Regions from separate parts of the Homo sapiens genome. Here all the other regions are linked to region 1. The links are chromatin contacts, found by Hi-C or POLR2A ChIA-PET in ENCODE. All regions are on one chromosome and are shown on one strand. The core of a region is the stretch at or near the end of the contact, and the rest is flanking DNA. Distances in the headings are between cores, read along the strand shown. Region 1 holds the start of ELOVL5 (ELOVL fatty acid elongase 5). Region 2 overlaps EFHC1 (EF-hand domain containing 1). Region 3 holds the start of TRAM2-AS1 (TRAM2 antisense RNA 1). Region 4 holds the start of TMEM14A (transmembrane protein 14A).

Region 1 (5,041 bases), core at 1,831-4,330:
CTCTAGGCCTTAATCCTAGAGATTCTTTTTTATTTTTCTTCCACTTTAAGTTATGCGATACATGTGCTGAACGTGCATGTTTGTTACATAGGTATACATGTGCCATGCTGGTTTCCTGCACCTATCAACCCATCATCTAGGTTTTAAGCCCTGCGTGCATTAGGAATTTGTCCTAATGCTCTCCCTCCCCTTGCCCCCCACCACCCGATAGGCCCGGGTGTGTGATGTTTCCCTCCCTGTGTCCATGTGTTCTCACTGTTCGACTCCCACTTATGAGTGAGAATATGCAGTGTTTGGTTTTCTGTTCCTGTGTTAGTCTGCTGAGGATGATGGTTTCCAGCTTCATCCATGTCCCTGCAAAAGACACGAACTCATCTTTTTTATGGCTGCATAGTATTCCATGGTGTATATGTGCCACATTTTCTTTATCCAGTCTATCATTGATGGGCATTTGAGTTGGTTCCAAGTCTTTGCTATTGTAAATGGTGCTGCAATAAACATACGTGTGCATGTGTCTTCATAGTGCTCCTCAATTCTTAAAAAACAACTGGGGGATAAAACCTCACAGAGGTGTTATAAGAATTACGTGTGGAAAGCAACCGTTTATGTACATGTGCGTATTAATAAGTACCTGACACAGAAAGCATTCAAGGAAAGACTTATTTACAGGTAACTAATGAGAGGATTAGCCTTTTGATAACAGAAGAGCTGGTAGGCAAAGAGGAGGAATTAAAAAAAAAAATTACAAAATCTTTTAGGAGAGAAGAATGTAGCCAGGAAAGCAAGAGGTAAAACTCTCTCTTCACACTAACTACCCACCTAGGCACCAAAGTTACCCTCAAGAAAAGTAAACAGTTTTGCTTTGATTTGTGTAATTCAAGCTGGAAATAAGACACCCAAGGATGGATGCTCACCTCTAGAAGCAGGAAGACAAGCAACCATTATGCAGGGAGCAAAAGAAGAGGTAGTGGAAAAAAAGATTCTTGCAAACAGAACATCCAAAAATTAAGGTCTGTAACCAAGAAGAAGCTGTTGATTTCAGGGAATGGGAAGGAAACATTTTCAAACCACCATTTGGCAGACTCAATGCTGGGCTCTCATTTGCATTATCTCTTGAAATCCACAATGATCCTGCCACATAAAATCCCCATGTATAGACAAGGAAATTGAGTCAAGGAGGTGAGGTCAATATCTGAAGTTACAAGATATTTTTCTTGAAAAACATCAAATTTTAGTAAGCCTTCTACTGTCGCTTTTCAGCAAAGTTCTGTACTACATTCTGTAACATTACCTATCTGTAACTATCAATAAAAATTTCCCCTTTGTCTTCAATTAGAAATAGAAACGAAAATGCAAAAAGAGAAACAGTACAGAAAAAGTTCCTGGCAATAAGAAGTTAGAATCTAGGGTAAAAATCTAAAAGGAAAATGAGTAACATTTCCCTTTCAAGTGCAGAGCTTTCCTGGAGAATCCCAGGCAGTGTCTGAGCTACCAGAAAAGTAACCCACTTGTCCCCAATCACAGATGGAAGGCTAAAATGTTTGTCCACGGCCATCTAATGCAAAACCGCCTGTTTCTATCTGTAGATTCTGCACGAAATGCTTTTGGCTGAGACGTGCAAGCAAAACAAGTGCAGACCAACAGGTTATCTGCCAAGCGGTTAGGAGAATGAGTTACAAAACCTGACAAGCAACATCAGCTCTTCCGTACAATTCTATGAAGCACTTCCTGCCACGGGTCCCGCTATTTAAAACAAATTAGGCTGCTCGCTCCCCACAAATCCCATCTAGCACCTCTCGGTTCCTCAGTCTAGCTAATAAACCATGCACTGGATTCTTCCGAAAGAGACCCCCCGCCCCCGACCCCGCCACCTCCGCCACTTTGCATAACTGGCCAAATGCATTCTCCAAATTTGCAATCAAGGAGCTTAATTCACAATTGTGGATGGGGCGGGGGGAACCGCCAAGTGCAAGAACACGGAACGGTTGCAAGACGCAGTTCAGCAAGAACAACTCTTGCTCTAGGCATTGCTCCGTCGACCCGAGGTGGTGGGGTGGGAGAGTCTTACCGGCGTGGAAACAGTAAAAAGGCACTTTTCCTTACAACTCGCAAGACAACACACACTCTAGCTCCCCCGGCGCAGAGCACAACCGCCCCCCCGCCGCGCGCCTCCCTCGCAGCCAACCGCTCCCGCCTCTCCAGGGATCAGGCTCCCAGAAAGGGCCGCCCCGGTCGCCCCCGAGTCCCCGCCCTCTCGCTTTCCCACCAGCCTCATCCCTCCCTGAGTACCAAGGGCTGCCGTTGTCTGGTTTCAATAAAAACTGAAGCGGTCCCGAGCTAGCAGGCTTCCCTCCGAGGGGCGGACGGAAGGTCCGCAGGGTTAACGGAAGCGGAGAGAACAGGACAAAAAGGAAAGGCCGGAGAGTCCCCCCAGCGGCGCCCGGTGCCCGCAGACCCTCGCACAGGCTCTTCGAACTCACCCGGGTTTCGCCGACTCCAAAGAAAGCGCGCTCCCTCCGAGAGCGCTCCCCCGGCTCTCCCGCCGCGCGCTCCGGCCCGCAGGGCGGGAGGACCCAGGCGGACAGATCCATCCCTCCGCGTCTGGTGTGGGCACGGTGTCGTGCCCCGCGGCGCCTGTCAGCGCGCACAGGTGGGACCGCAGCACAGAGAACGCTCCCGAGCGCCCTGCCTCAGCCTCGGCGTGGGGCGAGCCGCCCGCGCCCGCACCCGCACCCCTTTCCCCGCGCCCGAGGAGCCGGGCTGTACCCCGGAGCCGGCGGAGCTGGAGGCCGCGGGCGGAGCGCGGGTTGCCCCGGCAGCTCTTTCTCGGCACCAGGTCCGAGACCTAACGGCAGTTCTCTCTGACCGCTTCCCGGCCGCGCGCTCGCGCGGGTGTCATGGCCGAGCGGCGGCCCCCGACGAAGTTTCCCGGAGCTGACGGCTTTACCTTTTAGCCCAAGGGGCGGCAGCAGCTTTGAGCAGCAGCAAGGCGGCGGCGGCGGAGGGAGCGCGGGTGGCAGCCGGCGCAGAGGCGGATGTAGAAGGAGACACCGGTGGCTAGGACCCGCGCGATGGGAAGAGGAAGGCGCCGGCTATCTACAATCAGAACGTGGGCTGACCGTGACGTCACAATGGCGCGGCCAGCCAATCGGGACCCGAAGGATGAATCAAGCGCTATGATGTCATGCGGCCCGGGAGCCAATCGCGGGACAATAGAACTTTCGTGATCGTAAATTCCAGAATCCGATGCGGTGGAGAGCCTAGGCCGGGGTTGGCCCCTCGGTTCCACGTGTCTCTGGGAAATTTTTTTCCCCTTTCTTCCTAATAAGCCTGCGTGGAACGCAGAGCCTGCGCAATAGCCCCGGTGAAGTTGTCGATGCCCTGAACTCTGGTTTTTTTACTGCCAGGCGTGGCAGGAGTCTGTGGCCGCATTTGGGTGGCAGAAGCCCACCCTCGTTACGGTCTCCTCTATGAGTTATGTCATGCTGAAGGGGATCCACTTCATCGTTAAAGCTGAAAGGGTTAAATGCCCACGGAGACCGCCGGAGTGAAGGTCTGCAGTTGAACAAGATAAAGGAACAAGAACAAAACGACTCAAAACTGTTGTAACCATAACTCCCTTGCAAAGGATTTACCGTGTATTTTTCTTAGGGATTCTGATTTTTCTTTGGAAGCCACTATCAACTCCATTTCTACTCTAGAAATTATTCTAAAGGATTGTTAAATGAGGAAAGATGGAATCAGTGTCTTTTCAGCTAAGCATATTTAAGCACTTAAGACAAAGGGGGTTCAGGGCATAAACGGAAGATCCTTGCTGTTTTTCACTGATATTTGGATAATTAAAGACCTTCATTAGCTTTGTATCCTACTGTTTCCCCATTCAAACCCCAGAGATTTAGCCTTTCTTCGTGTGCCCCTCTTGCTGTATTCTTACTCCTCTATGTGCATCCACCTAACAGTCGGCTATTTAATGTAGGCAAATTTATTCTTTTTTTTCTTTTTTTTTCTTTTTTGAGACAGAGTCTCGCTCTGTTGCCCAGGCTGGAGTGCAGTGGCGCGATCTCAGCTCACTGCAACCTCCACCTTCCGGGTTCAAGCGATTCTCCTGCCTCAGCCTCCCAAGTAGCTGGAATTACAGGCACGCGCCACCACACCCGACTAATTTTTGTATTTTTAGTAGAGATGAGGTTTCGCCATGTTGGCCAGGCTGGTCTCGAACTCCTGACCTCAGGTAATCCGCTCGCCTCAGCTTGCCAAAGTGCTGGGATTACAGACGTGAGTCACCGAGCCTGGCCGGCAAATTTATTCTTTTACATATTTACAATGTAATGCTTATCACGTGCCAGCTGTGTTCCAGGCAGTGGGCCATTGCAATAGGAATGCAAGTATACAAACCATGTACAAATTAAGTAAATTAAACATATACAAAGAATCGAGATTGTCAGTTGCCATTGAGCTCCACAAACACTGAATGACTTCAATTTGCTAGATACTATGTTAGGTATTCAAAATTTGAAACCTTCAAGGACTTCTTGGGCCTGGAAAATGATACAGTCAGGAAGCAACTACAATGCAGAGTGGTAAATGCTGCTATGGACATCAAGGGACATGAGAAAAGCATATGCTGGTGGCATAGACTATTTTTTTGAGATATCTCCTTCATTCTTCACGCTTCTGCCAGTAGTCCAAGGCCAGGGTTCATCTCTGTCATCCCATCTAAGTTTTGCCTTTCCAGGTTTTAAAAGTTTCTAATTTAACTTGAGATTCCAAAAGTCTTAAGTTTTACGCCGCACTTGTTTGAATTGTGCTTACCTATCAATAAAATGTTTTAAGCCCATTTGACCAAAATATCTTTAAGTTCAGGCTTATATAACTGTCAAGCTATGCATTAAATATCAAGTGATTTTTCTTATTGTATGATTAAGTATGACGTTTTGCTGTTTTTTCCCATCCCCCAAAGGCTGCGTTTTTACACAGTTCTTTGTTGATGTGTGTATCTTGGTTTCCATTATAGCATCACCACCCTGTATTGTAGTTGCTT
Region 2 (5,041 bases), core at 1,035-3,534, 850 kb before region 1:
TTGGGTCTCAGCCAAAATGGAGATTTAGGAAAGTCTCATTTAGCATCCTCTAGCCTGCTTTTGGCTGTTTTGTTTTGTTTTTGTGTTTGTTTTTTAGAGACAGGGTCTTACTCTGTTGCCAGACTGGAATGCGGTGGTGTGACCATAGCTCACTGCAGCCTCAAACTCCTGGGCTCATGCAATCCTCCTGCCTCAGCCTTCTGAGTAGCTAGGCCTGTAGTCTCAGAGGGAACTGTCTTCAATAAAGTTGGCACTGTCCACATACACTCCTTAAGTTTGCTGTCCACTTCTTGCCTTGCATCTCCTTTTAAGTTTACTTAAGACTGAGAAGCTGAGATCTGACAGCACCAACACAAGGTATAAAAGAGATTTCATGAAAGACCAAAGCCAGCAGGCCATTTCTGTGGTGTCCAAACACTCGCTGCTCACCTGTTTATACAAAGCAGCAAGTATAGGAGCCACAAACGTCAGAGCAAATCACTTTTTCTACTAAAATCCTGAATGGCAGTGCAGCCATTAGATGTCACTAATTACCTTATGCTACAGTCATAGCTGGCATGCATCTGGAGTGTCAGGTTCAGGTGGTGGAAGGGAGCTGAGCATTACCCTGTAGCAAGCAATATTGTAGGAAGCAGAAATGATCATCACTTCAAACTGGCCACCAGGGAGTTGAAAGATTCTAATACACACACACACCCACACACACACACACACAAAGAGAGAATGAGAATTATTAAGATTAGCACTGGTAGCTGAAGCTATCAGGTCTAACTGAAGCATTTGACTAAGACTGCTTATAGTGCTTACGGCTTTGGGACTAATAAAAATCTGCCTTGCGGGTAAAGATGGGCTGTGAGTTAGCCACTACTCAGAAACCTGGGCCTGTACCTTGTCTGCACCATCAGGGGGCCTTGAAAATACCATCCAATTAAGGTGTATCAAATCCATATCTATAGGCTTTGAGGGTATTTGGGACACATAGGTAGAGAAGACGTCTCTAAATGTTGTCCAGAGAATCCACTTGGTTAAGTGACTCCTGAGTATCCTGCTGGCACATAAGTTCATTTTAAAAAGCCAATATGAGTGCTTTATATGTACCATGAACTTAGCATTCAGTATCTCTAAATCTCTCACCATGACTCCCCACAAAACATGAAACCCTTTTGACACAGATGCACAAAAAGACTCGGAAGGGTTAACTGCTTGAGTTCACCTAGCTTCTCATGGCAGAGCAGGACCCAACTCTACAATGAAGCTTGCCATGCATCAGAACCACTCACCTTCACCTCAAGCAAACATTTCCTCTTTCTCACACCCCATGGGTGTCCTTGACTAACTGCCACCTGTAACTGCACTCATCTTTTGAGATCTTTTTCCAAAGAAAGATGGTTCTGGTAAACACAGCAAGCAGCTACAGCCAACAGCAGCCATGTAAGTGACACCAGCAATCCCCACTATTACTAATACTTGGATGTCTTCTAGTCAGCACCAACATATTTGTTGGCCTTTACACAAACGAAACCCCATTTCCTCCAAGCTAAATAACATCATAGTATAGTAGGCATCAAGGATGATGTGCTTGTTTCTGGAGCTTCCTACCCACAAACCCCATGTTAAGAAAACCTCTTTTCCACTTTACTATTAAAGAGTCAAATAAAAATGATGCTTATTGCTATCCAGCACTTGACATAACTGACTCTCCATCCTTAATTCCCTAATTCATATCACAATGGACAAATACGGGTCAAAATATATAAGAAATGACTAATATAGTGAAAAATAATAGACATGAGGGCTAAAATTCATTGCAAACTCCTTTAAGCAAACGTAAACATCCACGTTAAAAGCATCACTGTATAAAAGCACGTCAAGGAAATAATTATGAGACAATTCTGATAATTTTCTGCCTTTTATTGTTATTTCAGAAAATATTTGATCATTTGTTCCAAAATGTACATTTAAAAAATCCATACAAAACTGTAATTTGTTTTAAAACCAGACAGAAACAGTGGAAAAATGATTTTGAAAAAAAGTTCACCAAAAGCAAAAAGACACCCCTCCCCCCAACCCTTTTTTACATGAAAGCATAAATACGGCAGGTACAAATTTTCCTTGAGTTCCTTGTTGAAATTTGGTCCATATGAACAGGCTAGAGTAGAAAACAGACACTTTGTCCACATTTGCATTATCAGTTGCTCAGGGCACCAGCAGCCTTAGTTCATCCTTCAGATGTTTTTTTAAACAGAGGAACCGAAAAATGAGGTTTACAGTCTCATCACATGAACACTCAAATCTGTACCCAAGGAAACAGCGGTATTATATTTACTGTCACAGCTAGACCCTATCAGGTGAACAGGGCTCTCCACCTGCGGCTGTTGCTTCGCAAAATATCCTTCCTCTCCACGTGAACAAGTAGCTCTAGAGTGCTTTTAGGCAGAGTGACGGTGATGTCATGGGCACCACGCCAATCTTATTCCTGGACAATGACTTAAGCCCCATCGTGAGAATGGTTTTTTCCTCTTCAACACATTTTTTAAAAATAGACCTCTAAGATGATGCTACATGTTCTAAAAGAGTGCCACAGAAACCCACCCAGGATCACAAGAATGACAACAAAAGGAAAGTGGCTATTTCTTGTGTAAGGGATGACGACTCCCCCTCCCATGGGTCCCATTTCTCCCCCAGTTGCAGGTGTTTTAAGGGACAGAAAGGCTGTGGAAAGGACCACTGGCTGGGAGAGTTATTGCACAACCCGGAAGAGTGAGAAAAACGTGGGCGGGCAAGGGGTAGGGGAGAGGGTTGCTGCGACTAAAACAAGGTAACACTGAATTAGGAGCTCGAACAGTTCTGCAACAGTCAGACATGTATGTGTTTATGTGTTAGCACTTGGAGACTGGGAAGTAAAAGTAAACACCTTTATCATATAAACTTTGGGCTGAATGGGAAGCAAAATAGACCAAAAGAGGTTACGGCAAGTGGGCCTTTTAAAAAAAATCTGGGGGTGGGGAAAATAACGGAGAAGGAGTTTGCTATGTGGGGCCAGAGGAGAGTTTTCGAAGTGGGGGCTGGAAGCTCTGGGCTTCTCTTAATAGGTATGCTTGTGGTTGGGCCACCTCACAGACTTCCACAGCCACCCAGCTGGGCCAGAAGAGAACTGACACAAGGGAGAAACCAAAAACAAAACAGAACACACCACAGACCCTAATCCTGGGCAGCGGGGTTAGAAACAAATGGGGTGAAACTGTCACAATCCGTGTCCCTTTTATATATAACTATACTGAGGTATGGTGTCCTTGGCTGCCGTCGAGCCCTGGCAACTGGGGGCTGGCCACGGAGTACAAGTTGAAAACCACACAGCAAAGTAAGGCACTTATTCTCACACACAGGCGCACGCACGCAATCTGCTTGGGACAAAAAGTCTACAGGGGTTGCCAAGCACGAAAGGCTACATGGAGACTGCAAATCCCAATGCTCGTCTTTATAGCTCTGCCACTCCAGGGAACTCCATAAAAGAATGAGGCAGCTTTCACTGGGGAGAACTGGTCTTCAGCCTTTGCAAGGTGGAGCTAACACTCATGTGAGTAGTGGGGTAGAGTGAGAAGTTGGTAAAGTCTTCCTCACTGGGACAACCTTGAGCTGGAGAGAGATCCTATTTAGGTTTTCCAGTCATCTGACAATGACCTAATCCTCCAATAATCCTGAAAATCCTCTCCTGAGAAAAGGAACCATAAGCTCGGAAGGCAGAGTGAGGGAGGAAGAGCACTCCATTGTCTTGACTCAAAAGCTTTCAGCACTCCCTCTGTTAGAGGAGAGAGCTTAGAACATCAAGAATTGAAGTTTGTGCACTTGTGCCATAGGCCCTTAAGCAAAAGAATTAGTTATGTGCAGACTTCCCTACCTCTCACACCAGGCCTAGAAAAACCAACTAGGAAGGCTGAAGCATACAAAGGAAACCCAAGCGAAGGCCTTTTCTAGGCACAAGGGGGTCGGCAACCCACTTCCAATTAAAGCATCCATGGAAGATAAGAATTTTGTTGTGGAATCCTGGGAGGAGATGCACTCTTTCACCCAACCTCTTATTAGCTGCTTAGAAAAAAGAAGGGGTACTGACAAAGGAGGTCCCAAAAGAGACCCCAGAAGCACACACCCACCCCAAGCTTCAGGGGTTCTTAGGGTCCCAGGGTTTCCGGTCAAGAGAAGGATCTGTGAACGTGGCCAGGGCAGAGGTGTCTATTGGGGTTTCTTAAATGTTGGGAAGTTATGCCTTGGGACATGAACAGACAAGTTTCTCAGCAACCATTTCGGTCTGGTGGCCCAGACACACATGGGATTAGAACTGACTCAAAAGGGAGGACAGCAGATCCCCCGCCGGCTCAGCCTGCTCCCCTCTCACCCAGAACCATCCCCTACCTTCAAAAGGAACACATGCAATTTATTAATAGTGCAGCTATCAGCGCCCGGATGGTAAAAATAACTCCCATCATCACTGCACCTCCAAGGAGGGGAGCGGGTAGCACAGATCCTTGGTCCACCAGCGCCACCTCCCTCTCCTCCTGCTGTGTCTGTTGGCTTCCCCACAAATGTAAGTTAGTTAGCCAGGGCTGTCGAGAGGCCACAGTTGCTGGGGTAGGTTTACGTCTTTTCTCCTGCTCTTGGTGCATGGTGCTGAGCTCTCAAGCTTGGAGGTGTCTGGCAGAGCCTTCACAAATGGCTTGGCACTTTGGGGCAGGAGAGAATGCATAAAACTGAAGAAAACAGCCAAAGTGGCCAAAATTAGAACAAGCTAGCCCAACACGCTCATAGGATGAAGTGGAATTATTTCAGCTCTGGCAACACAGTCTGTGTCAACCTGCCACAGACTTGGCTCTGCTGTGAAATAAACGTGCCAGGGAGGGTGGCAGGGGGAGGGGGGTGACAAAGTACCCTACAACTACCCTCTAACCACCCCCCCCAAACATCCCTGAAGCCCAGGCTGGCAAGATGCCAGCCCCACTCATGGTCTCAGGGTTTTTTTTTGTTTTTTTTTTTTTTTTTACATAAA
Region 3 (5,041 bases), core at 2,542-5,041, 770 kb before region 1:
AAGCAGACTTAACGGTGGAAAGGAAGGAGGGGGAAAATAAAGTTCCACATTCCTGACATTTTTTAGCCAAGTGCTGTGGCTGCACAGAGCAGCTTCTCTATTCCAAGCAGCCTGTAGGACTGGGAGAAAACCTGGGTTCAGGGGGGAAAAGCTGCCCCCTGCCTTCGAAACAGGATGGCTCAACACTAAACCAAAATTGGGGTAGCAATAGGGGTGAGTGGTGAGGGGAGAGACAGCCTTTCATATGTGTTCCCAAAAGGAAATTATCCCAAGGGAAAGAATTTAGAGTCATCATCTCCCTGGGGACAGAGAACTAAAGCCCTGGGGTCCCTAACGGGGAAACAGAAGCCCCCTGAATGCAGAAGAGGTGACCAGTGAGTGGGGGAAAGAGCAACGCAGGGATGCAATGCAGACACAAGGGCTGTGGCTGCCTGGCGCGTGGGCTGATGGGGGAGAGGGACCCAGCCCATTGGCAGAGGCACGACAGAGGTCCCCAGAAGGAGGAATGGCCAAGAGAGTCGCTCTTTGTGGGAAGAATTATAATTGAGTTTTCCTGGCTCAGCTTCCGAATGAAGGAATCCTAGCCAGGGCCAAGTCAGAACCCCAAAAGCCTATGTCCTCTCACCCCTTTCTCCCATTCCCCTTGCACCTCTTCCTGCCGTCACTTCTAGGAAAAGGGTGGTGAGTCCCCAGTTGCACCTACCATCGCACCATATGCATCCCTACATACCCACACATGCACACCACACACTTCCAGAGAGAAACCCAGAAGATCCTAAGTGATATCCAGCCAGTCCTGTGCTTGGTTATGAGGCGTCTCCCCAGGCTTTACTCTGAGTGTGAAGATGCCCACATTTGTTTCTCTGTGGTACCTACAGTATCCAGGACGCTTCTGCTCTCATTTGATAGAGGCAGCAGTTCCAAACTCCCCCTCCCCACCCCCAGGAATACTTATCTCTGTGGAGAGTTAGTTAGTCGGTGGGTAAAGACAGTGAGGCCCCCACCATGTGCCCAGCACAGAAGAACACAAGACCTTCTTACTGGAGGCTTAGGGCAAAGCCCTCTTTCTCCCAGAGAAGCACAGACTGATGATCTCACAAAGTACCTCCAAAAGAAGGAGACACCTGCCCTGTAGGTCCTGTAGGTTCAAGGTGCTATGGGAAGAAGTGATGGGCTTGGCAGGAAAAGGGGGCCTGTAGGCATTTCAACCAGGGGCCTTGCTACACTCCCCAATACAAGCCTAAGGGGGAGGAAGAGTAGTTTTGTTTGTTGTTTTTCTCGTCTTGGGCCTTTCTCTTTCACCAGATACTGGAAGTAACAGCTCTTAACACCTTTCAACTTTTAGAGTGGCAGGTTTAATGCACAGGACTTTCCATAAGACTAGAGACCCAGGGAAGGAGGTAGGTACCAAACTCAAATGCTGGCAGCCCTTTCTGAGCAAAGATAAAACAGGGAGGGCCACAAACCCTAACAAATGCTAGAAATATGACGGAGAGAGCCACAGGCTATGCGAGAAACTTCGTCGCTGCAGCCTGTGGCTTTGAGGTTTACAGCTGTCACGTGTATCTTTCCAGCCACACCCTCCAAGGCTGGGGACACGCACTTGGAGGCCTCTTAGAATGGAGGACAGCAAACAGACAGCAGAGAATGCGCTGGGCAAAGGAAATTCTGTTATTTTGTTAAGCTATTATTATGATAAATAATCACAGGGCTCCAGGCGCAAGAGACTTTTTCATGTTGGTAGGAGATGTTATGGCTTTTGTTGCTGATATGATCTCAGTTAAACCTTACAACCACCCTGTGACGAAGACCAGTTTTATGAACGTCTTTAATGATGGGGAAACTGAGGCTGCAGTCAGTTTTCAGTCAGACTAGTCACAGAACAGGGACTGAGACACACGGATATGACTCTGTGTGACACCACACACTTCCAGGGGAGAACCCAGAACAAGGTGGAGCAAGCCCGACCCAATATACCACTAGAGAGAGCTGTGAGAGGGAGAGGAAGGAGAGAGGGACTGAACTAAAGGAGCACTATCAAAAAGTGGAGTGGAGACCCCAGTCCTAGCACCACCGTTTATTTCCTACAGACCCTAAAGCTCAGCCACGGACACATTCATTCATCCAACCCTGACTTGGCCACCACAAGAACGTTCCCAGCTTGAGGGCAGCTTCGCCAGCCAATTAGGGCCCTTGTCATTCGTAGAGATACAGGGAACCCGAGACAGAGGGACAGGGAAGGAAATTTAGCCAGGCAAGCCATCCTCCATCTCCAAGGAAGTTTGTAAATGATCACAGCTTCCTAACCCAACCGTGAGAATGCAATAAGCAAGCTGACGCAGAAGGGAGGACAAGGAGTCTCAGGAACCAGAGGAGACCACGGTGAGAGTGAGGGGAATGTCGCTCACATATCTCACTTCTGAGACAAGATATACCGCAACAAACCCATGCCAAGCTTCCTCCAGTTCTTCCCACTTTTGAATATCACATTTTTCTTGCTCTGCAAGAGTAGGGAATCCTTCCCATCAGTCTTGTGAATTCTGACCCCTTGCTGGCTTTCTACAACTCCCTGCCTGGGAGGCCGACACCAGGACATTGCTGTTGGGGGTGGGATCCCCATCCTCTGCCCCCCACTCCTACACTATAAGAGAATCAACTTTCCCCAAAAAGTGGAGGGTATCCCTGTCTCTCTTCTTGTCTCTGTAAAGGGGGTGAAGCTCTGGGTCGCCGCAGATGGATCTAAAGGGACAGTTCACGGAGTGGTAAAGGATATCCAAAAATTGGCCTTCTAGAGCACAGCAAAAAAGTGGGAGCGAGACGAGAGCAGAAGGCCACTGCTGGGATGGGGCCAGGGCCACACGTGAACATCCGAGCACGTTCCAGAGCTGAGATGCAAAACACCCAGAAAATCACATAGGAAGTGGAAAAGGTTCTGGGTCTCTCCCACTGGAAAAGCCCAGAAGAGCTAGTGGCCACCCCTTGGGGCAAGAGGGGGTTGTGCAATGACTGCGGGTCTGGGAGTCTCTGGGCTTGGCTCCTGGACGCCAGAAAGGGAACCCCACGCGTCAAGCCATGGTGGCAGCGCGGCGGTTGGTTCGAGGCCAGGCTGGGGTTTCAGGGCTGCAGACAGAGCTGCAGGATACGATGAGTGCCCAAGGGGGCGGCAGAGCATGGCATGGCTGGCACGGCGCGGAGCTGGGGGTGCTGTCTGGGCTGGCCGGGGTACAGGCCGGAGGGGTACAGTGCACAAAGCCGGGGTGCAGATAACGTACACGGCAGCCAGGAGCCTCCGATCAGAGGAGGGCCCGCTGACCTGCAGGGGTGTGCCGGGCGGTGCACGACAGGGGGCACTGTCCCTCCAGCTCCCTCCTCCCCAGGCTCTCACCTCGAACATAAGCCCGATGAGGACGCAGAGCACCAGGCAGAAGCCGATGTCCGCATGGTTGTGGATGACGAACTCCTGGCTGAAGAGCGGGTAACTTTTCGTCCTCCTGCGGAAAGCCATGGCAGCGGGCGCGCAGCGGCCGGCGGGGCCCGCACCCTGCGCTCACGAACCGCAGCGCAAACTTCTCCAGCACCGGCCCGGTCCGCCCGCCGGCCCGCCGCCCGCTCTCCCACAGCCGCTCGCCCGCCCAGCGCGGAACAACTTCGGGGCCCGCCCCCTTCCTCCGCCCGCCCCCGGCCGCCCGTAACCGCCCCCGGCCGCAGCCCCCGCCCAGCCCCCGCCCAGCCCGCGGCCCGCACTCGGCGCGCCTGGCCCCGCCCCCCGCGGGCTTAACCCTCTAGCCGCTGGGCACGCGCGGGCTACCGGGGCGGAGGCGTACGGGGGCGGCGAGCGGGGCTCGGCTCCTCCTCGTCCCGCGCCAGCGCCGCGCCCGGCCGCATTCTCGGGGCCCGAGGCTCAGCCGCTCGCGGTGGAGAAAGCAGGCCGCGGAGGAGGCGGGCGCCCAGGCCTGCCCGGACAGGAAGTGGGCCCAGCTTTCCCACTCCTCGCTCCGCTCCTTCCTCCGCGGGAAGGGCAGGCCCCGGAGGCAGCGAGCGCCCCGGGGGTGGCCGGGCAGCCGGATGCTCCCGGGGTTGCGGGCTGTGGCCCCGGGGGCTGAGGGCGGCGCGGGTGCGGCGGAAGCAGGGAAGCCGCGAACCGGCCTTCTGGCTGGCCACAGCGCCCTGCACGGACGATCAGTGAATGGAGATTACTCAAGTATTTATCGAGAACTTGCAGTGGGCTAGGCACAGTTCAGGTAGATCAACAAACCGAAAGACCCTGCCCTAGGGGAGCTTTCGCTCCAATGCGGGGAGAGGGTGGATGATTGCAGTTTTGCCCAGTAATTTTTGGGACCCTCATGCCACCATTAATTAGCTACACACATTTCACCGAAAGTCTACCTTACATATTAATCAGAAGAAGTGGAAGAATAAACACAGAAGAAGCAAAAAAGGAAGGAACTTTCTCACTGAAAGTTTCTATTTAATATTAAGTCTTAAAAGTACTCCTGGAAGGACAAAAGGTGTTCTTAATAAATTATATTCGCAAATATTGGATTTAATCCTACCAGTAATGAAGCAGTCAGTTACTTTCTAGATGTGCAGAAATACGTAATGAACAAAAAAAACTAATTCCTATTCCATTTTTTATTAGGTCCACAGTTATTTCACTTCTAAATAAATATGGTTTTTTAAAAGTGGCACGCGGTGGAATGTAATTGAGACAGGATGGAGTTCCTAGAGAAATTTTACTTCCTCAATCTGCACTCCACCTTACTTAAAATACAGTCTTGGGTCTGTAATTCCCTTATCTGACTCTCAAGGAAATGACAAAGTAATGCCTAGATTGGACTAAACCTCATTTAACTTCAAGGCTGACCTTTCTCAAAGTTGAACCTTCGTCTTGTGAGGAACAGAAAGATCAAGAACTCTGAAGCACCTCGACTTTCCACCTGTGAAGATGTGTTCAAATTTGCAACGTGCGGCCACACCTATGAGGTTGAACTTTATACAATTGGTTTCTTTATAGGTTTAGATGGTTGAATTTAAGTTACCC
Region 4 (5,041 bases), core at 1,096-3,595, 680 kb before region 1:
CGAAAACTTGCATTATTATAGACTGGGAGTTCTTAAATTGGAATCTGTGAATCTAAAGGGGCCAGAGGATAGAAATCAGGAAATCTGAAAACTTCGATGGAAAAAAGTTTTTATTTATTTCCATCAGGAAAATAGGCAACAAACCACAGCAGTATTAGTACCTGTGTCTCTGTCATCACTAGGAATCACAGATATCCACGTTACAGATATCTTAAAATATTTATGTACAGCACCACTCTGAAATTATGGTAATAATTAGATCCACCCCCTAGGTCTTGTAATCTTTAATATGTTAATAAAGAAGCACATCTATTATGTGACAGATTTAAATGTTTAAGAATTTGATTTCAATGAAATTGCATTTCAATAAAATTGGCTTCCTTTGCAATCCTGTGTATTTTATTTTGTGCATTTCTCCAGACTGCCAAAGAGGTTGGTGACACATTGAAAGTTAAGAGTCTCTGCTGTGGATCATGCATAGAAAGCTTTACAAAACAGTTGAGGGGAATAGGCTTTCCTGCATCCTTACCTTGGGCTGCAGCCTTTCCATTAGCTGGAGAAGGCAGCAGCTGGTGCCTATGAGTTGAGAGGGCAGTGGTCCCTTTGCCTAAGAACCATCCTGTTCCCACATATTCAAGGGTATGGAATTCCCATAATATTCAAAGAGTTTTTCTTTAGTTTTAGGTGATACGCCTTGAGTAGGAATATCATGAGGCTGTTTCCAGCTTCGAGTATGTTGGTGATAGGGTGTAAGGGATCTCAGAGCATCTAGTCTTGTCCATATCTTAAATCCAGGCACTGAGGTCCAGAGGGGAGTTATTTACCCAGGTCACATCAGATGAAGATAATGAAGTATTCCAAGAGGATTTTAGTTTTATTCCAAATAGGGTAAGTGTTCTGAGAGTGTGAGGAGAGAAGGTGAGGAGGCTGGGGTAAGGATGGGCATAGAAGGGGATGGAAAGGAGGGCTGAGAGAACTCAGAACCAAATTTCAGGCTATCACTTTCTCCACGCCACATTCCAGTGCCTTGCCATCAACTCTTCTGTGAATCTTCAGGAATTTTATTAATTCCCCAGGACCAACTTAGACTTTCATAAGTTAGATGTAGTTATATTACTTCCCTGAAGCACTTTTATGCACAAAGAATAGATGTAGCAAACAAACTTCACAAGATTTAATTTTTGAGTTTCCTTTTTTATTCTGAGGAATTCCGCTGTAATTCTCAGTGACACAGAACCTCTAGAGCTACTTCACTATGACAACCTTCTTCAAATCTCCAAAGGGCTGTTACATAAGGAAGAGGGTCGGAGTTCTGTATTCAATCAAGAAGGCAGAAGATTGAGATGATAAGTTGCTACAGGGAGGCATAATTTAAAGTCAATTTAAACTGTAATCCCAGCACTTTGGGAGGCAGAGGCGGGAGGATTGCTTTGAGCTCAGGAATTCAAGACCATCCTGGGCAACACAGTGAAACCCCGTCTCTACAAAAAAAAAATAGTCGGGTGAGGTGGCACACACCTGTAATCCCAGCTACTTGGGAGGTTGAGGCTGGAGAATCGCTTGAACCCAGGAGGCAGGAGGCAGAGGTTGCAGTGAGACGGGATGGTGCCACTGCACTCCAGCCTGGGCGACCGACTGAGATCCTGTATTTAAAAAAAAAATAAGGTCAGTTTAAGTTTCGTTCCTGGGATTGAGCGGATTGCCTTGCATTAGGCAAGGTTTTAAGTGCTTTCCAACTCTGGAATTCTATACCTTTCCCAGTAGATATCTAAACCCAGCAAATCCTGGGCCTGAAGTTTAAAACTAGGATCCTCGTCTCCCAACCACATCTAGATGATCCCATAGTGTAATGAAGGGTGCTTGGGCTTTGACACCAGGCAAACTTGGATTTTGACCTGGGACAACTAAGTCACTTGACCTCACTGAACCTTAGCTCCCTCCACTGACAGTGGGGACAGTCTGCTGGAGGGTGTGTAGAAGACCTCGGGTTGCCTTTTGGAGGTTCTGGAAATGTCCCTTGAAAGATGAATGGAGTTAATTTAAAAATCTTCGCCTTCTGTAATTTTGGCTTCTTGCAAACACGCTTCCTGCCAGTCCTGCTCCGTCAGGCGGGAGGCAGCAAACCCCAGCCCTGGCTCCAGGACAGGGCCGAAGGCAGGATAGACGGAGCAACGGGTCCGGCTGCCGCCGGGATGTTGCAGCACAGGGCCTCCTGGCTGCCTGGCCTACAGGCCGCCCGGATTCAGCCGGAGGGCATGGACCGGGTGGAGTCCTGCAAGGCGAGAAGGGACACAGCGCATGCGCGCGGCAGGGAGGGCGTTTCCAGGAGGGAGCGGCCTTTGCTCAGCGCGAGACGGCTGGGCGCCGAGTGGGACAGCGCTGGTGCGGAGACTGCTTCCGGACTCCAGGTACCGCGCTTGGCGGCAGCTGGCCCCAGACTTCTGTCTTTTCAGCTGCAGTGAAGGCTCGGGGCTGCAGGTGAGCTGTGCATCCCGCAATGGAGACCTTCCTGCTCTGAATTTTCTTACAAAACTGCAGAAATATAAGGGGCGTTGCTTAGCGGGCATCCCCTCCCCCGCGCCAAACCTGTACAGCAAACGATGATGCAGAGGACCTTGAGGGGATTTTGCAGGGCATCGGTCTTACCTCCGCGGTATCATTTTTCTCCTCCTCCCGAGTTTCTGCCTTCTGGTATCCCTAAATATCCCACCTATCCTGCCTCCTACCTTCCTGGATCTGGGGTGGTGGGGTGGGCTCATGGACCATTGCAAAATGCTTGGCAGGATTTTAACCTTCTCAGCACCACCCAGACCCCACTCGAAAATGTGCCTTTTGTGCCCTCCAAGAGCTCAAGGGTAGGTAATTGTTATATCTTTAGCATGTGAAAATGCTTTTTATGTAACAGTTCACCGAAAATCTCTTAATTCTCCGAATTTTGGAGGATTTGGGGCGGGCAGCGAGGCTGTCCCCTGTCACCTTGTTTTGTACCTGGTATGGTAAATCGTTTTGCTGCATTGCATCCAAGATGCGTTTTAGTCCTTCCAAGGCTTGAGCATCACATTTGTGATGAGAGCGTGTGATGTGCTGTGCACATCCTCTCCCACCTTATCCCTTCCATGTTAACACAGCCTCTGGCTTTAATGTGTGCTTCTGGCCTGGCCACATGGCTCCGTCATGGAATAGGTGATTCTTTTGTCTGAATATTCTCTGTGAGAACAGAATCTTCTTGCAAGCATTGGGAGTAGATTTATTTTGCCTCTTTAGAACAACAGTCAGTTCGCTAAGGAGATTAAGGGGCTACCTGTTTCCTGGCAATAAAGCTGTATTGGGTAGGTCAGTTACAGAATGTCTTCAGGCAGAAGCTGTTCCTTTGGTTCACTCACTCATTTATTCATTTAACAAGTATTTTAAGTACCTGCCTTGTGCATGGCAGGGTTCTTGGTGCTGTGAGGAGGACAAAGATAAACTGAACCTTGGTTTGCCCTCAAGGAGCTTGGCTGGCTGAGAGTTGAGAGAATCCCAACCAAGTAAAAGGGTATGGGTCCTCAAGAGAAGATCGCAGGAAGAGCTGGGGGGCTCAGGATGGAGTGGAATTAATCTTTCACAACAGCTACTTAGCTTTAGGAGAAAATTAGGTCTAGAAGTTACACCTGATAATGAAAGAACTCTCATAAGCTTCAGATCTGTATGTAAGGGTGTTTTCCGGACTGTGTGTTGGGCGTCTCAGACTGAATACATTCTAAACAGGTCCCATCATTCCTAGCCACCTCCCTCTTCCCACCGCCACACACCTGCTGCTGTTCCCATGTTCTCTGTCTCAGGGAATAGCATGAGGCTCCCCGACTCCCTACTTCTCCTAATGGTCTAAGCCAGATACCTAGGGGTGAGTCATCTCTGATTCACCCCTGACTTTCCCTTCCCGCCTCAAATTCAATTCTGATTCTACCTCCTGAACTTCTGAAATCTGTCCACCTTCTCTCCATTCTCATTGCCATTTCTCTAGATAAGCCTACCGTTATCAACTAAGCTCTTGCTTACTTTACTGCAACAGCTTCCCGATTTATCTCCCTGCCTCACTTCACAACCCATCTTCACTACTGCAACTGGGAAGTGCTTGCTGGAATTTAAATCTGATTGTGAGGCTCCCTTCAGTGATCCTTCATTGCCCTTAGGACGGAACCAGACTCCCTTTACGGGGCTTATGTGGGTGTACAGCCCTGTCTTTCTCACCAGCACCCTCTCTTTTCACAAGCCCCTTGCACTTTTCATTTTGAGAACATGCTTTCTTGTGCCATTAGGGCCTTGCACATGCGCTCCCTTCTGCCAGGAACACCCTTCCCTGCACCCTCTTCACTTGACTTATTCATGCTCCCCTGTAGGGTAAATGCACCTGACAGCAATAATTAAAGCATACCCTTAGAATGACCCTGTGTGGCAGATGAACCTGAATGTGTTTTCTGAACTAGGGAACCCAGGCCTGCCCAACCCAGAGATTTATTTCTTGTCTATGAAGAACATCTGAGCCCCTGCCCCACCTGTCCCATAGAACAGGGGCCATACGGGGAATTGAGGCCTTGAATTTTGAGTTAAATCAAGTTGCCAGGTAGAGGTCATTGAGGGGAGGGTGTTAAGTGAAAATGCTGCATAAATTGCATGATGTTTGCAAGCGGTTGTTTTCCTGCCCAGCTCACCACCACTGGACTCCCTCCTCTGTTTGTAAGCCCCTAATGGGTCTCTTTTGGCCTCTTGAACCTGTTGCCTTCCTTATTGAGGTTAATAGGGGTTTGGCACAACATCTCTCCAAGGTCCCAGCTGGGACCCTGTTTGATCTGGGCATCCTTAGGCTCCCAGTCCTTGCTGGGTGCCACTCCTTGTTATGGTACCCACACCTCTCCTCTTAGGGCTCATTCACACATCTGCCTCCTACAGCTGTGTTGTACTATAGTTCCTGGAGGACCAAGGCCATGTCTTAGCACTTACCATTGCTTCCTGCTGCCTTGCCTAAAGAAAATGCTAAATAAATAGCTGTTAAGTCGAATTG

Evidence for each region. Hi-C counts contacts between places; a loop is a spot of excess contacts on that map. ChIA-PET counts read pairs that join two places held with the same protein, here RNA polymerase II (POLR2A). Pooled maps may share reads with other maps.
Region 2: a loop to region 1 is called in a map of ascending aorta, with 2.5 times the contacts of the local background. The contact joins the enhancer-like site here to the promoter of ELOVL5 in region 1. A Hi-C loop is called at or near these places in 1 of 168 maps with a recorded cell type or tissue (ascending aorta), 3 of 37 single-sample maps with no recorded cell type and 5 of 50 pooled maps. POLR2A ChIA-PET finds 5 or more read pairs at or near these places in 1 of 52 experiments (activated T-cell).
Region 3: a pooled map shows a loop between it and region 1 (4-fold over the local background). The contact joins the promoter of TRAM2-AS1 here to the promoter of ELOVL5 in region 1. A Hi-C loop is called at or near these places in 2 of 168 maps with a recorded cell type or tissue (CD8-positive, alpha-beta T cell and heart right ventricle), 6 of 37 single-sample maps with no recorded cell type and 15 of 50 pooled maps. POLR2A ChIA-PET finds 5 or more read pairs at or near these places in 1 of 52 experiments (activated T-cell).
Region 4: a loop to region 1 is called in a pooled map, with 2.7 times the contacts of the local background. The contact joins the promoter of TMEM14A here to the promoter of ELOVL5 in region 1. A Hi-C loop is called at or near these places in 2 of 37 single-sample maps with no recorded cell type and 17 of 50 pooled maps.

The regions. Positions count from the first base shown.
Region 1 is chr6:53,345,870-53,350,910 of GRCh38, forward strand. ELOVL5 (ELOVL fatty acid elongase 5) reads right to left here and starts at 3,081. Exons shown (of 8, transcript NM_021814.5): 1 at 2,948-3,081. RefSeq lists a silencer at 2,482-2,921.
Region 2 is chr6:52,495,512-52,500,552 of GRCh38, forward strand. EFHC1 (EF-hand domain containing 1) reads left to right here. Exons shown (of 11, transcript NM_018100.4): 11 at 1-1,687. It overlaps TRAM2 (translocation associated membrane protein 2), which reads right to left. Exons shown (of 11, transcript NM_012288.4): 11 at 1,897-5,041. Among named protein-coding and RNA genes, the nearest start is that of EFHC1, 78 kb to the left of the region's middle. RefSeq lists a silencer at 2,303-2,504 and an enhancer at 3,588-3,637. Within about 2 kb of position 2,285, at least 12 of the 41 ENCODE cell types and tissues checked have a DNase peak (open chromatin) inside an H3K27ac peak, as active enhancers do; they include ascending aorta, where a contact is called at or near this core.
Region 3 is chr6:52,573,411-52,578,451 of GRCh38, forward strand. It overlaps TRAM2-AS1 (TRAM2 antisense RNA 1), which reads left to right and starts at 3,792. Exons shown (of 3, transcript NR_103446.1): 1 at 3,792-4,983. It overlaps TRAM2 (translocation associated membrane protein 2), which reads right to left and starts at 3,650. Exons shown (of 11, transcript NM_012288.4): 1 at 3,386-3,650. The coding sequence starts at 3,505. RefSeq lists enhancers at 1-454, 1,056-1,105 and silencers at 1,456-1,505, 3,363-4,222.
Region 4 is chr6:52,668,768-52,673,808 of GRCh38, forward strand. TMEM14A (transmembrane protein 14A) reads left to right here and starts at 2,346. Exons shown (of 5, transcript NM_014051.4): 1 at 2,346-2,478. LOC730101 (a long non-coding RNA gene) reads left to right here. Exons shown (of 3, transcript NR_024405.1): 3 at 1-386. RefSeq lists enhancers at 1,562-2,062, 2,051-2,210.